2 separate regions of the Mus musculus genome follow, and region 1 is linked to region 2. The links are chromatin loops, found by intact Hi-C in ENCODE. Cell type or tissue: heart. All regions are shown on one strand. Each heading gives the region's core, and the rest is flanking DNA. Links, peaks and the distances in the headings are about the cores only.

Region 1 (8,330 bases), core at 7-8,006, 430 kb after region 2:
CCCAAACAGCACCACCAACTGAGAACCGAGCGTTTAAACATTTGAATCTATGGGGGTGGGGGGGGGGGATGTGCATTTCTTATTCAGTTCATAAACTTTTCCAATCATTCCCTTTAAAGAGCTAATAGGACCAGGTTCTTAACAAATGTTGCAGATCTGTGCCCCACACTCAAGATGCTGTACTTTTTCCTTGTTTTAAAGATAGTTTCCTGTTGCAGCCCAGGCTATCCTGGGACTTACTATATAGCTCAGGCTGCTCTCCATCTCACAACAATCTTCCAACTTAAGCCTTCTAAGTGCTGGGATTATGGGCATACACTACCGTGCAGAAATAATATCTGTACTGGCTGGTTTTATGGATCAACTTGACACAGGATGGAGTTATCACAGAGAAAGGAGGTTCCCTTGAGGAAAGGCCTCTCTATGAGTCCTCTATAAGAAAGCACGCTGAGCAAGCCAGGGGAAGCAAGCCAGTAAGTGACATCCCTCCATGGCCTCTGCATCAGCTCCTGCCTCCAAGTTCCTACCCTGTCCTGACTTCCTTTGGTGAACAGCAGTGTGGAAGTGTAAGCTGAATAAACCCTTTCCTCCCCAAATTGCTTCTTGGTCATGCTGTTTTGTGCTGGAATCGAAACCCTGACTAAGACAATATCCTTGAGCTGGAAAGATGACTCAGCAGTTAAGAGCACCAACTGCTCTTCCAGAGGTCCCAAGTTCAACTCCCTGCAACCACATGGTGGCTCACAACCATCTGTAATGGGATCCAATGGTGTGCCCTTTTCTGGTGTGTCTTAGGAGACGCAATGGTGTACTCATATACATAAAATAAATAAATAAATCTTTTTTAAAACGACAGTATCCTTTACTAATATAGTAAACTGGTGCCAGGCATAGGATCTCAGCACTCAGAAACAGAAGTAGAAGGATTCCAAGTTCAAGGCTCTCCTGGACTTCATAGCAAGGCCTGTCTTAATAATAACAATAATGGCAATAGACAACTGGTAACCTTCAGTTTTCCTGAGTACTGCGAACCACCAGCAAAACGAGTTAATGCACGCAGAGAGCAGGGTTCATGGGGGCCAGAGTTTGAAGTTGGTTGGGCAGAAGCGGTTACACCAATCCACCTGTTGGCACCTGCAGTGAGAAACGTATGAGGCCAAGCCCTGAACCTATTCGATGTTACACCACCTACAGGTGGGCCTTGTCAGAATAGGAATGAATTAAAGGACATGTAGCCGGGGTCTGCTCTGAGCATAGCAGGTCTGTCTTAGCGTTGTTAACGTAGGGCAACACAGACTGGAGAGATGGCTCAAGCTAACAGCACATGTTCCCCATGCAGAGGACCTGGGGAAGGGTCCCAGGACCAGTGCGGTGTCTCAGAACTGTCTGTAACTCCAGCTCCAGCTCCAACCCACTTCTTCTGGTCCCTGAGGGACTTAGGACATATGTATGGTCCCCATACATATGCAAAAGAAATTTTATATAAATATATATGTATATATATATATATATGCACACACACACACACACACATATATATATATACATATATATATGTGTGTGTGTGTGTGTGTGTGTATGTATATGGTAGCTGTCTTCAGACACACCAGAAGAGGGCATCAGATCCCATTACAGATGGTTGTGAATCACCATGTGGTTGCTGGGAATTGAACTCGGGTCCTCTAGAAGAGCAGTCAGTGCTCTTAACCACTGAGCCATCTCTCCAGCCCTCCCCGCCCCCCGACTCACACATTTATACATAAAAATTAACTGCTTTAGTCAGGGAGTAGTTGCCCATGCCTGTAATTCCAGCACCTAGCGGGCAGAGGCAGACAGATCTCTGGGAGTCTGTGTCCAGCCTGGTCTACAGAGCTGTAGAGGCTTAAGAGGTCCTCGTGCACACAGCTAAGCACAAGGGAAGCCAGGAAGGTTAAACAGGCAGGCTTGTCTCTTCAGAGGGAGGAGATGGGTACCCGTCCTCCATCTGGAATGCGGGGGAGGCTGGAGTTTAGAACCTGATGATGCTTTGCTATCTACAGGGCCAGACTTCACCCACATGCCCCAGAATCATTATATTTGTTTAGCCCAGACTTCTTCCCCCCCACCCCCCGCCACTTCATCCCCTGCCTCCCCCATAGACCTCGAGCACTGTCCCTCAGTCCATAAAGCCATCCTTAGGAGAGAAGCTGCTTGTGTTTTCCAGCAGCCTGAGTGACTTCTGTGTTGTCTCAGGGCCAGGCCACTCCTGACTCCCATGGGCATGGTGTTTACCTCCCTAGACCCTTACCTTGGGCACTGTTTCTCAGTCAACAGTCCCCATCTTTAAAGGAAGAAGCCATCTGTATTTTGTAAAGAGTTTCAACGTAAACATGTCTTAAGCTTTGTTGTACACACGGGAACTGAGTTAATTGCCCTCAGAAAACTTTTTTCCAAAACTGTGCTGGGCTTAAATACAGCTAAATTAAAGCACCTGGTGTCAGACTCCAGAAGTCTGAGCTGAACTGAGATTCATTCTCGCCTTTCCTCCGATTGTTTTGCTGCTGGCCATGATACTTGCGGGTGTGTGGGAGGGGGAGGGGTGTCACACACAGTGAATGCAAGGCCAGCCAGGGGATATGGAGTGAGACCCTTTCTCAAAAAACATAAAACTAAGAAAATAAAAAGCAAAACATAGGAAAACAGGACAAACAGGTCCGGAGCTATCTGCATCTTTGTATCTTCCGGCAACTAGAAGGAAACACCTCAGTGAGGCTGAGACATTGTCTCCAATTTTGTCCTAAAAATAAAGAACAGGTGAATTATTTCTTATTTATTTGAGACAAGGCCTTACTAAGTAACATTGACTGGCCTTGAACTTGATAAATAGGCTAGGCTGGCCTTGAACTCACCGAGATCCTCCTGCCTCTGCCTCCTGAGTCCTGAGACTGAAGGTGTAGGCTACCATACCCAGCTCTCTCTCTCTCCTCTCTCTCTCCTCTCTCTCCCTCTCCCTCTCTCTCCTCTCTCTCTTCTCTCTCTCTTCCCTCTCTCCTCTCCTCTCTCTCTCTCCTCTCTCTCTTCTCTCTCTCTTTCCTCTCTCCTCTCTCTCTCCTCTCTCTTCTCTCTCCTCTCTCTCTCCTCTCTCTTCTCTCTCTCCTCTTTCTCTTCTCTCTCCTCTCTCTCTTCTCTCCTCTCTCTCTCCTCTCTTCTCTCTCTCTCTCCGCTCTCTCTCCCTCTCTCTCTCTTCTCTCGCCTCTCTTTCTCTCTTTCCTCTCTCCTCTTTCTCTCCTCTCTCTCTTCTCTCTCCTCTCTTCTCTCTTCTCTCTTCTCTCCCTCTCTCCTCTCTCTCTCTCTCTGATACAGGTTCTGGCTTGTAACTCTGTGTGGGCAGGGATGGCCCTGGACTTCTGATCCTCCCACCTCCTCCCCAGTACTGGAATCCCAGGAATACACGACCACGCCCAGTTTTATGAAATACTAGGGATCAAACCCAGGGCCTCAGACATCTGTAGCTCATTCCTAGCTCGTTGGGAGCCTCTTGTCAAAGGCTGTAGTACTTTGAGGAACAGTCAAGGGGGCCAAAGCCTTCTTTCCTACACAGTCCAGCCCACCTAGAACGGCAGTATCCACCAAGCATCCTCCTCCTCCCTTTCCTCCCAGGTACTGCCCTGGACAAGAGCAGAATCCTGCAAGGCTGCTGGGAGCCTGGCCCAGGCCCCTCTCCCTTTCCACAAGCCCCTGCCGCATCCCTAGAGGCCTCCTTCTCTGCTTACTCTCAGGGGACAGGCTGCAGGAGCATAGCAATTGCTTAGGACTGGGACTGGCTGCTTGCAGGGGCCATCTGTTCACAGGCTGTGGGGAGGCGCAGAGCTGTCTGAGAAATGACCTCGAAGGCTCATCCTGGGTTGCTTGGCAACTAGCAAGCAGGGGATTAGTGGTTTCCTGTTCCTCAAGGGGGGCAGCGCTTGAACTCAGTTTTTCCCGGGGAAGGGGGTAAGGGCAAGGTGGGATGAAAAGCCACCACTTGTGTAGCTGATACTTCAATTGCCTGGCATCACCCATACAATTGCTTGGCTCCTGTACTCCGGCACTCCGGGTCATTCTCCTGAAGAGCGTTGGGGTGGGGGTGGGGGGTGGGGACACTGTTCTGCGAAGACCCAGCCTCACATCGAGATCTGAGATCCGATGGCAGTTAGCGCTTTTGCCTCCGAGTTCCAGAGATAGGGTTGGTTCCTGCGGAGCTGTGCGTGCCTGTGCGCCTGCTCCAGTTCTCCAGCCTTAATCAATTAGGGCTGAAGAGCAGAGTCTAATGTGCAAGGGGAGGGGTGGGTGTGCAGCTGGAGGCTGCAGAAGGGACTCCAGGGAACCGGCCACCTGCTCAGCGGCTCCCCTGAGCTTCCTTCCTTGTGCCCTCAGAGGCTGCCAGGCACACCTGACTTTGTTCCAAGGTCAAACAGCACCCCGATCTTACAGTTCCAGCTGCCCCACCAGGCTTCCAGTCTCTCCTGGGGCCACCAAGAAGATGATGGGTGTGGTAGCACACAGTTTTAGTTTCAGAATCTTGGAGGAAGTAACAGAGAGCTAAATGAGATGGAAATGAAATCAAGGTCCAAGAATAAGGCTGGGTGTGGTGGCACAAGCCTTTAACTCTAGCAATCAAGAGGCAGAGGCAGGCAGAGTGCTGTGAGATTGAGGCTAGCCTGGTCTACACGGTGAGAGACCCTATCTCAAAAAACAGAATTCAGTCCAGGAAGATATGATAATCATACAAACATTAGGGCCCTCCTCTGCCTTGTTTCTGAATGGTTTCTGTTTGCCTTTTGCCACATGGTCCAAATTGGTTGCTTCAGCTCCGCATCCCATTTCATCCATAGGAAAGGAAGGAAAGAGGAAATGTGAGTCTTCTACTTAAGAGAAATTAATGAATTACCTTCGCCTTACGCTCCATTTGCCGGAACCTGCAAATGTTAGCCAGATCTACTGCAAGGGAAGAGTGACATGGTGTGTGTGTGTGTGGGGGCGGGGGGTTGTGAGTGTATGTGTGTGTGTGGTATATTTGTGTATGTGTAGTATGGTGTGTGTGTGTGTGTATGTGTGGTATGCATGTGGGTGTGGTGTGTGTGTATGGTGGTGGGTATGTGTGATGTGTGGGTTTTTGTGGGTGTATGTGTGTGTGTGGTGTATATGTGTAGGTGTAGTATTGTATGTGGGTGTGGTGTATGTGTGGTGTGTGTGTATTGTGTGTATGTGGTATGTGGGAGGGATGTATGGTCTGAATGTGTATGTGTGTGGTGTATATGTGTGAGTGTAATGTGTGTGTGTGTGTAGTATGTTGTGTATGTGTATACATGTATATGGGGGCTATTGTGGTGGGGGTATGTGTGGTGTGTATGTGTGTGTGTTATAGTTTGCAAATGATGATTTCCAGCACAGAAAGCATTCAGAGTAGCTGAAACAGAGACAGGGAAAATACAGCATCCAAAGACATTTTATTTTTCTGAATCAGATGCAGAGAGAATGTGTGGCCCTGAGTTCAGTTCTTCCAAGGACCCAGCAAGGTAGGCCATGCTATTCTGTGTTTGCTAGACTACAGACTCCCATACCCGACAAAACAGACTGAAAGATTACCCTTGTAGTCAGGTGTCAGGACACATCTGTAAGCCCAACATACCATAGCTGAAGGACGACGGCAAGTTCAAGGCCAGCCTTGGCTATATGGTGAAACCCTGACTCAAAAGAATAAACAAAAGGAGCTAGGGAGGTGTCTCAGTCTATAGAGTGTTTACTTGTGCAAGCTCAAAGACCTGAGTTAGGGTTCCCAATACCCACATAAAAAGCAGGGCACGTCTATAATCGCAGTATGGCGGAGACAGAGACAGGAGGACTCATGAAGTTTCCTGGGCAGTGAGCCTGGCCAGATTGGTGAGCTCCAGGTCCACTGAGAGCCTCTGCCTCAGGAAATAAGGTAGAGAGTGATTAGGAAAGGCACGTGTGGGTACAGACTCCCCAGGGAGAGCTGCAATTGATTTCCTTAGCTCTGGCCACCCGTGCCATCATGACGGCTCTCAGGTTCCATCTCTAAAGGTTGCTGGGAAACTTTTCTTTACTCTCTTTTAAGAAAAATGAGTGAAGTGGCTCTGAGGATGCCTCAGATGGACTCACAGGCTGAGCTGGGGGCGCCAAGAGCCCCCAAGGTCACACAGGGAATTCAAAGCATTCCCAGAAACAAAGGGTGTGTAGGTGGGAAGGAGGTAATTTTGTTGGAATTCTTGTTGTCTGTTGGCAAGAGGCTTCAATTGGATTCCAAGGGGAGGAGCTGGCTCTCTCTCTCTCTCTCTCTCTCTCTCTCTCTCTCTTTCTCTCTCCTTATGTCTTCTCTTTTCATTGTTTCTCTGTTACTGTTCCATCCATTACTACCAGTATACTGAACCATTTTTTTCCTTTGAGAGACCGTGTCTATAGTTGGGTGTATCATGTTCTTTGCTATAGGAGAGTGTGTCAACCCTTGGGTGTGTGTTCTTTTCCTTTGTCCTTGTGCTTAACATCCATCAGTGATGGACATGGCTTGGTGACTCACATCCTTAGATCCGGCACACAAGAGGCAGAGGCAGGCCAATCTCTGAAGCCATCCCGGTCTATATAGTGAGTTCCAAGGCAGCCAGGACTACAAAATTAATCTCTGGCTCAAAAAAAGAAACAAACCTTTCAATAAACTACAACCTGCTTCATAGGGGCTTATCCTGAAATTATTTTCCTTGGCAAAGCCAAGTATCCGGCCTTACTTGACTGAGGCTCTTGTTAGAGAGAGGAGCTGCTCTGACTGCCGTGTGCTGGGCTGTGAGCTGTGACATAGGCGGCTGAGGCAGAAACTGCAGCACAGTTTCTAACGTTGTCAGCTTTTACCTCCTCCGATTCTGGGAAAGAAACTGCTTCGCTGTGATTGTGCCAAGCTCTGAGGGGCCAGGCTGGACCCTGCAGGGGGATGGCCATCTTGGCTGTACTCATTCTAAAGTTTGAATTTTCGGTACTCACAGGAGAGCCCAGAGGGGACCTTTGTTAGTTAAGACCACAGCTTCCTTCTGTGGGGACTATGTCCTGCCTCTCAAAGGTCCCTTTGTTCTGAGGCCTTGTTGGTCTTGGCAGCCTGGCCGAGAAGTGTCAGAGGAGCTGGCCAAGCTCAGGGCTGGGAAGAGCTGGGAGGCCTGGGGCTATGGAGGTGACGGGCAGGGGGTTGAGCCCCCCCCCATGCCTGATGGAACAGTGAGCTCTGTGAGGGTGGGATGACCCTGGGACCCAGAGATGTCCTGTCTAGCGGTGTGCTGAACAGTTGTTACTCTTCCTGGGATCCAAAAATTTCCAGGGAAATTCTGCTCATGGAGAAGAGTCATGGCTTCTTAGAGAAGAAACGCTGCACGGTACAAGTGAGTAGATTCCACGGCCGGATTACAAAGTCTAGACCTAGGGAGGATGAGACCCGCTTACTGTCACCTCAGAGGACAGGCAGGCTGCCGCTAATCCTCGGTTCCTCTCATACTATAAGGGCAGGTGCTTGTCCCTGATCCCTTCCTGAAGCAAGGCTGTTTTCTTCAAGTGAGAGGACTACCTGTCGACCTATCCAGGGTCAGATGACCAGTCAAATGTCACTACAATTGGTCCAGGGTTACTGTCTAGCCAATGAGACAGAAGCAAGAGTCTGTGGGGGCTTCTGGGAAGAATTCTCTACCCTAATGAGAGGAAACTTTTTTTGTTTATTTGTTTATGTTTTTTAAAATTGTCTTTCTCTGGGTAGCCCTGGCTGTCCTGGAACTCGTTCTGTAAACCAGGCTGGTCTCGAACTCAGGGAGCTGGGATTAAAGGCATGTGTCACCATTGCCTGGAAAAAGGAAACATTTTACCCCAGCCTTCCCTTCCCGGGAGACTGCCTGAGAACCCAGTTGAGCAGTTCTAACGGGAGGCTCCTCAGCCAGACGTTGGGTTAAAAGGAGCCTCTGCCTTTTCTGGCAGCCTTCCTCATCTGGTTCCCGTGCAGATCCAGTGGGCGGACAAAGGAGAAATGGCTGCCCAGCTCAGGCGAGTGGCTCGCTCAGGGTTGCTATTACCAGGTTGGTCACTTGTGGAGGTGACATTAGGAGCTTTCATGAGGATCTCCTATTATTCATGAAGGGAGGGGGAAGTGAAATTAACCCTTTCCTCCTCAAGTTGCTTTTGGTCATTGTGTTTATTACAGTAATAGAAACCCTAACTAGGGCTGGAGAGATGGCTCAGCACTGGTTAAGAGCACTGGCTGCTCTTCCAGAGGACCAAGCTTCAATTCCTAGCACCAACATGGCAGCTTACAACTGTCGGTGACT
Region 2 (8,330 bases), core at 219-8,218:
TTCTTGGATCCTCTGTGGAGAAACTGGTAGCTGACATGCCTCTTTGGAAACCAGGAGAACAGGATATATGGAGTCTCACCTCTCCTGTCAGGAAGTGTTTATTGGCCCTCTGGCTTATTGCTGGGAGAGAGGAAAGGAGCCTGGGAGTTTGGAGTCACTAATGCACTAGGCAATTACTAAGAATTGACTCTGATGGGCCCTTCACTGAGCAGGACCCTGAGCAAATAAAAATGAGTAAGAGCTATTCCTATCCTGGAGGCTTTCCCTTGGGTGGAGAAATAATGAATGAATAAATAAACATATACTTACCTTTTAAGAAAAAAAAAAAAAGAGGCATGGTCTCTTATAACCCAGGCTGACCTTAAATTCTCTACATAGCCAAGAAGGACCTTGACCTCCCAATCCTCCTGTCTCCACCTTCCAAATGCTGGAATTACAGTTGTGTCCCACCTACCATGCCTAGTGTGGGGAGGCACACACCTTTAGTCCCCGCACTAGGGAGGCAGAAGCAAGAAGATGGGCATGTGTTTGAGGCCAGCATAGTCTACACAGCAAGGTCCAGGACAGCTAGGGATAATAGTGAGATCCTATCTCAAACAAACAGACAGACAGACAGACAAACAAACAAACTTGCCTGCTGACTATTAGATATGTTTGCAGTCTTTCTCCCGCATGTAATCTAATGCTGAGACTGTTTTCTATTAGTTCCACTGGATGAGAAAACCGAGGCCCGGAGTTGTCTGATATGCCTGGATCACTCAGCTGCACATGGTAGAGCTGATCTTACACAAAGCCCACAGTCTCTTCACTAGACTTCATTACCGCTGGGCTTTGAAAAGGGTGGTGTGTGTGTGTGTGTGTTCTTTACTTACTGGCAGAAAGATTCCTATAACCCTCTGTCAAACTGAGGAATCTAAAGAAAAGGGACAGGGTGGCATCTACTGAGAGTTCCCTGTGACCAGGGTTGTGCTGGAGGCTGTTGAATGGTGAAGGTGTTGGAGAGATGGCTCAGCGGTTAGGAGTACTGACTGCCCTTCCAGAGGACTTGGGTTCAATTTCCCAGCAACCACAGGGCAGCTCACAACTGTCTGTAACTCTAAGAATTGACAGCCTCACACAGACACGCACGCAGGCAAAACACCAATGCACGTAAAATAAAAATAAATAAATGAAAAAAAAAGAAAAGAGAAGAAACATGGAGAGAATCCAGGTGTCACAGGATGGTAGACTTAGCTCTGTAGATTCCAAGGCTTCTCGAGGCCATAGGGTCCTAACCAGCCAAATTCACAAGAACCTGAGATACAAGCCAGAAGGTAGTGTTGTTTCTGTCTTCCTGCCGCCATGGGGTTGTACTTCCCACTGTGAGCCCAGTCACCGAGAATCCTGCCTCTGCCACTGGCTGGCTCCGTGGCTCTATGCAAGGGTTTACGTTCTGCAAGTTTCAGTCTGTCCATCTGTGAGGTAGCGTTAAATGTTTAATACACGCACGTCAGCTGTCTGCCACTGCCATTTACAGAATGCTGGCTCCGTGCCAGGGGTCCTGCTCAGGGCATGCTGCCATTTCAGCCTCACACAACCTAGAAAAACAGGCGGCTGTTCTGATTAACTGAGGTACTGTGAGATAACTCGTGGACACCCCCACCATACACACACACACACACACACACACACACACACACATATCCATTTTGAGATAGACCCCTTCCATGTTGCTCAGGCTCCTTAGTGCTGGAATCGTAGGCATATACCATCATGCCTGACCGAAGTCGGATTTCTGAAGGTGTCCAGGACATTAAGCTGGTGGATCAGGGGCTGGGACCAAGTCTCTGGCCCCAGATTTAGCACTTATCCTCCACAGCCCTTTCCTGGAACTAAGATATTCTTGTCGTCTGCCTCCTGGGGCTCTGCCTGCTGCCTTCTGCCCATGTGGTTTCAGTGAAGGCCCCAGCAATGCAGTGAGCCATCTGGAGTGCTCCAGGCCCCTCGCTGCTCTTCAGCCGAACCAGACCGTCCCTGTGTCTACAGGTTCCCCATCACTCCCTCCAGAGCAGCTGGATGAAGCTCCCTGGCACCCCCATTTCAGTGCCGCCTTCTGTTCCCTCCAGATAGAGCACAATGCAATTGATTAAGCTACAGCTCTCTCCGTTTCAATCACATCCTCTTTCGCCCTGCCTCCCTGAGATTACAGGCCGGTCACCTTGATTGCAACTCGCTCCCGTTCACAAAACTCTTCGGTCGTTTACAAAACCATCTCCCGCCTCATTCACTCCCCCACCTGGCTCTTCTCCTCCGTGATGTGTAGATTTTACTGGCTTACGGCTCAGAGGGCGATTTTATCTCCAGGTTCCATGCTGCGGGAGGGCACCTAATTGACTGGGGGGTGGGGGTGGGGATGTTTCGCTTGCGTGGTCTAATTTGATCTTCACCACTAGGCTCTGCAGCAATGGGAGATTATAGCCATTTACAGAGAAGAAAATGAAGGTTCTGACCCTCACCCAAGGTCATTCCGTGAGATGATAGAGTCTGGGTTTGAACTCTAGGACTCACTCGTGTGTTCCACTGGCACACATGATAGAGCTGTAGGACAAAATCTAATACTGATGCAGCGAGGCTGTGGATACAGGTGTCTCCGTACTTGCTGATTGCACTCAATTGGGACTAGAGAGGTGGCTCAATGTTTAAGGGTCCTTACCACTCTTGTAGAGGACCTGGGTTCAATTCAGAGCACCCACATCTGGAAGCTCACAGCTACTTGAAACTATTTCATGGGGTTCAATGTTCCCTGGCCTCTGAGGACACTAACATGTGCATATTAACTCATGCATGCATGCATGCATGCATACATACATACACACACACACATAAGTAAAAATTAAATAACCCACCAACTTAGTCATTTGTTAATTTCATATACACCTGTTTTTGTGTTGCTCTGCTTGTAGTTTTTAATGGGCGTTGTTCTTTCTTTGTTGTTGTTGCTGTCGTTGTTGTTTTGAGATGGACCTGGTCTATGTAGTCCATGCTGGCCTTGAACTCAAAGTCCTCCTGTTTCTGTATGCATTTAGTGTTGTCTCCACTAGGCTGGTCTTGTCCAGAAAACATGACAGTAAACCATTACAACACACAGCAGCGAGGCCAGTGTAGGCGCCCATGGAGATTTCTTAGAGTATGTGGAATGAATTGGCTCTGAGGAAACAGGAGAATGAGGTCATCCCGGTTGAAAGAGTAGCACGTGCAAAGGCCCTGAGGTATAGCCGAGGGAGACTCAGGCAAATGCAAAGAACTACATATGGGATGGCAGCGAGCTTAGATGAACCAGGGCAGAATAAGGATTAAAGGCGTGTGCCACCACACCCAGCTACCGACTACTCTTCCAGAGGTCCTGAGTTCAATTCCCTGCAACCACATCGTGGCTCACAACCATCTGTAATGTGATTGGATGCCCTCTTCTGGTGTGTCTTAAGACAGCTACAGTGTACTCATAAATAAAACAAATCTTTAAAAAAAAAAAGAAAGAAAGAAAGCCAGGCAGTGGTGGCACACACCTTTAATTCCAGCACTCTGGAGGCAGAGGCAGGCGGATTTCTGAGTTCGAAGCCAGTCTGGTCTGCAGAGTGAGTTCCAGGACATCCAGGGCTACACAGTGAAACCCTGACTTGAAAAAACCAAAATTAAAAAAGAAAAGAAAAGAAAAAAGAAAGCTAGAAATCGCCTGGGCATCCACGACACACCATAGGAGACCTTTCTGAGTCCCTCTGCTCCAAAACTGAGCTGGAGGAATCCTCTGTCCACTCCTATACGTGTTTTCCTGGTACAGTTAGGAAGCCTTTCTCCCCTTAACCATTCCTAATCAGGCACTTGGCCTGGATGGCCTTGCAGTGATGCTTGCCCTCCACCTAGTGGACACTCTAGGAACTACATCCAGAAATGAAGGAAACTTTTTGCTGGGTGGGATGGTGGGGTGTCAGGTTCCAATTCCCATTTCAAGATACACAAAGTTTAATGGTGACCAAGTTCAGAGGAAAGATGGAGAAGATGACAGTTTTGGATGTGTTGGAGATCAGAGGAGGATCCAAAATCAATTGGGCGGGAATTTTTTTTTCTTTTTTTGTTTCTTTCTTTCTTCCTTTTTTTTTTCCTTCCTTTTATCTTTTTTTTGGTTTTGGTTTTTCAAGACAGGGTTTCTCTGTGTGTAGCTATGGCTATCCTGGAACTCACTCTGTAGACCAGGCTGGCCTCGAACTCAGAAATCTGCCTGCCTCTGCCTCCCAAGTGCTGTGATTAAAGGCGTGCGCCACCACTGCCCAGCCTCTTTTTCTTTTTTACATGACAGGATTTCACAATATCGGTCTGGCTGTCTAGGAATTTACTCTGTAGACCAGGTTGGCCTCAAGCTCACAGACATCTGCCTGCCTTTGCCTCCCATGTTCTGGGACTAAAGGCATGAACTACTACAATAGCCCTGGGCAAGTCCTTTTCAGAGGAAACAAGAAAATAAACACAGTCAGATAGGCAGCTTTAGTTCCAGCGCTCTGAGAGACAGAGGCAGGCTGCTCTTTTTTCGTTCCGGGCCAATCCAGGACTACATAAACTACATAGTAAAACTGTCTAAAAACACCAATGAAACAAGAGACAAAGACAAGCGACTAGGACTGGAGAGATGGCTTAGCAGTTAAGAGCACTGGCTGCTCTTCATTATGTAAGAACAGCAGGGCTGGTGAGATGGCTCAGTGGGTAAGAGCACCCGACTGCTCTTCTGAAGGTCCAGAGTTCAAATCCCAGCAACCACATGGTGGCTCACAACCATCTGTAAAAAGATCTGACTCCTTCTTCTGGAGTGTCTGAAGACAGCTACAGTGTACTTACATATAATAGATAAATAAATCTTTAAAAAAAAAAAAAAAAGGAACAGTAATGATGTGCACACCAGGCTAGGACGGATAGCTTTGGCTATTTGTGGGGAGGGTGGAGTGGGGTCCTGAGTTCAATTCCCACCAACCACATGGTGGCTCACAACCATCTGTAATGAGATGCCCTCTTCTGGTGTGTCTGAAGATGCTCTCAACCGCTGAGCCATCTCTCCAGCCTAACTTCTTTGTTTTCTAATGCAGCTGAAAAAGAGTGGGCATTTGAGGATTGTGAAGTTGAGGTGAACCTGGGCTACGTATGGAGAGTCCTTGTTTCAAAAGAGAGAGAGAGGTGAGAGAAGAAAAAGGGGTGGAAAGTCCCAGCCTGCTGCAGCAAACCTGTGATTCCAGCACTTGGGAGGTACAAGCAGGAGAATCAAAAAATCCAAGGTCATCCTCAGCTACATTGTAAGCTTTAGGCTAGCCTGAACTATTCGAAACCCTGTAACAAAGGGAAACAAAACGAAACAAAACAAAACCCTTATTAAAAAAAAAAAAAAAGGCTTCCAGGACAGCCAGGGCTACACAGAGAAACCCTGTCTTGAAAAAAAACCAAAAAAAAAAAAAAAAAAAAAAAAAGGCAAGCGGGGGTGGGGGTGGGGGTGGGGGGTGGGGGGTAGGAGGTGGGGGGTTGGGGGTGGCCCACGCCTTTAATCCCAGCACTCGGAAGGCAGAGGCAGGCAGATTTCTGAGTTCGAGGCCAGCCTGGTCTACAAAGTGAGTTCCAGGACAGCCAGGGCTATAAAGAGAAACCCTGTCTCGAAAAACCAAAAAAGAGAAAAAAAAGCAAGAGACAGAATTGAGTGGATGCAGAGACAGGAAATGAAGCTGCTGGAAAGTCGAATTAGGTATGAGTGGAGTGCACTACACTGACAGTGGGTTAGTGCCAAAAATGGAGATGGTGAATTATTTGAAGTCCTGGTCAGCCATGTGCTTGGCTGGGATTCTAACCCTTGGACAACAGCGTTAGAAGGCAAAATAGAGTTTTGTGGGGGGTTTTCAAAATTGTGTGTGTGTGTGTGTGTGTGTGTGTGTACAGTGTCTGTGGATACCAAAGTTTCCCCCACGCCCACCCTGCACCCGAGCTGAAATCACAATTAGTGGCAAGAAACTCTGGTCTTCTAGGAGACCAGCTGAAAGGCTGTGACCCTCCGGCCCCTGATTTGTTTTGCTTTTGAGATGGGGCTTAGGGTGAGGTGGCGGGCATGCCTCAGGCTGGCTAGGAAATATGTCATCTACATTAGCTTCAAACTCCAGCCTCCTGAACACCGGCGCTGGGATTCCAGGCACAAGCTCAGCCTCCACTTCGTGACTAGGGTAGAGGAGGGATAACAGAAGAGACAGGAGGACATCCACTCTGAACACATGGAACCACACTAGGTCACGCTTCTAGGACACATAGCTTTGACCAGGCCCGTGAACTGAGCATATCACTATACTTGATAACACCTACGGAATTATCAGTGGTGTCCCAGGCTAAGCACACACAGACAGACAACAATGTGCTGACCTACAGTTAGAGAGATAACCGAAGGCAAGCCAAGGACACACACTTACCCCCCAAGACTCGGTGGAGAGAGCCAGGACCTTGTACACCCTGATGGACACAGGAATTTACACATATGCCGTGTGACCGTCAAGGACCTTACCCTACCCCCCTCTGTCTTCTCCAGGTCCCTCACCACCTCTGGCAGGAACAAAGCTGACCTTTGCCCTGTGGCCTCTGGCCTCTCCTCCCACACCCCCTGCCCCAGAGGGAGGAGCTGTTTGAAGTCTGGGCTGCAGCTGGGGTTTCCTGTTGCCTAGAGGAATGTGGGAGGATTGTGCAGGGGAGGGGAGAGGGGCTGGTCTGAAGGAGGGTAAAGTGGGGGCCCGTAGTAGTTTTCACTGTCAGGGGGGCTTCCTGCTACCCTGATCTCCTGGACCCTAGATCTAGCCATTGCATTCGATGGCGGGTAAAGCTGGGACAGAGTGGCTCTAGTCCAGGGCACATCTTGTTCTTGGATCTGCAGCTCAGTGGCTCAGGAAAGTTCAGGAAAGCTTGTTAGGTCCCAGTTTCTTCTTGTATGGAGGAAACTGAATTACTCTATAGCAATTCAGACATCCTTTCTGGAAGCCCCAGAACCTTTGTATTCAGAGAGGGGGCACCCATCGTTTCTCCCCTTTCTATGAATCCCAGGGACTATCAGTCATTGCCGTTCTTTTGTTTTGTTTTGTTTTTTGAGATAGGGTTTCTCTGTGTAGCCCTTGCTGTCCTGGAACTCACTTTGTAGACCAGGCTGGCCTCGAACTCAGAAATCTGCCTGCCTCTGCCTCCCAAGTGCTGGGATTAAAGGAGTGTGCCACCACTGCCCGGCTGTCATTGCCATTCTTATTATAACCTAATCTCTCCTCTACCTTGCCAGTTTTCTATTTATTTATTTATTTGTTTATTTATTTATTTATTCTAGAGGGAGTCTCTCATGTAGCCCAGGCTGGCCTTGTGTACCTGTACAGCTGAAGATGACCTTAGATTTCTGATCCTCCTGCTTCCACTTTCCCTATGCTGGGGTTACAGGCACATACCATTCAGGAACCTGAGTCTATTTTATCCATGGAAACCTGGGCCTCTGACAACACAACAAATAAAGGCAAGCCCAGGTGTGCCTGGATCCCAGTTTACACGGCCTTTAAAACCTTAGGTCCCCACAGTTTTATCTTTACTTTCAAGTAATATTTCCTGGGTCTGAATATACTAGGTTTTGTCTCCAGTGAAACAAACGTGGTTGGAGGAAGCTGACCCCAGAAAGAGGAGAGGCTCTTCCTAGCTCTTCCTCAGCTTAAATCACCGGAGCAGATATGGAGATTGGACACTAGGTGGCAGCAGCATCCCGCATAATAGTTCATGTGCAGTTTGGGGGACCCCTTCCCCAACATACTTTGGAAAGGCTCCATAAGAAAAACCTGTCCCTAAATTCCAGGAAGGCTCTGCTGTGTTTTGTTTCTAGGAATCTGTAACCCTTTGGGGCTACCCACTACTTCTGCAGAGGGGACACCTGAAGCAGCCTGGAGAATTTGGAGCATATTTGGGAAATTCTACCTAACTTCTTTTTCGTGTGCCTTTTGCCACCTAACTAGCCATTCCCCCCGCCCCCTTTATGCTTTTCTTGAATATCGATTAGTCCCATCTTTCCTGGGGCTCTCTGCCACCAGTATGATCTCATCCCAACCTCTGCCTACATTTAATTCAAGCAGTAAGGGTCTTCCTATCCTTGGTAAAGGTGGGTGAGGCATTAGAGATGGGCAGACCTGGGAGTCTCTCACACCCATCAGCACTAAAGTTTGCCCTATGGGCGGCAGTTATGGCAAGACACCAAAAGTTCTGCTTGTGATGACCTCAGAGTTGAGTTTTGAAGCTACAAAGGATCGCTAAAGCACCTCCTG

Evidence for each region. Peaks named below come from ENCODE experiments on the same cell type or tissue, not always from the same donor. Only the 100,000 strongest peaks of a DNase experiment are listed, where the experiment ranks them.
Region 1: a loop joins it to region 2, with 1.8 times the contacts of the local background. A loop is called at or near these places in 5 of 42 quality-filtered maps.

The regions. Positions count from the first base shown.
Region 1 is chr4:133,436,183-133,444,512 of GRCm38, forward strand. Gm42322 (a long non-coding RNA gene) reads right to left here and starts at 4,184. Exons shown (of 3, transcript XR_881475.1): 1 at 3,753-4,184; 2 at 2,471-2,776; 3 at 878-1,134. In heart, for the core only: no CTCF peak of the experiment used is centred there; DNase peaks (open chromatin) are centred at 3,739, 4,443 and 7,999; H3K4me3 peaks cover 1,207 bases; H3K27ac peaks cover 3,417 bases; H3K27me3 peaks cover 532 bases.
Region 2 is chr4:133,001,564-133,009,893 of GRCm38, forward strand. Fgr (FGR proto-oncogene, Src family tyrosine kinase) reads left to right here. Exons shown (of 13, transcript NM_010208.4): 13 at 1-330. It overlaps Gm36599 (a long non-coding RNA gene), which reads right to left and starts at 6,589. Exons shown (of 3, transcript XR_390813.3): 1 at 6,465-6,589; 2 at 2,917-3,186; 3 at 1-1,577. In heart, for the core only: CTCF peaks have their summits at 3,900 (motif pointing left) and 7,761 (motif pointing right); DNase peaks (open chromatin) are centred at 1,538, 3,858, 6,698 and 7,878; H3K4me3 peaks cover 376 bases; H3K27ac peaks cover 3,803 bases; H3K27me3 peaks cover 38 bases.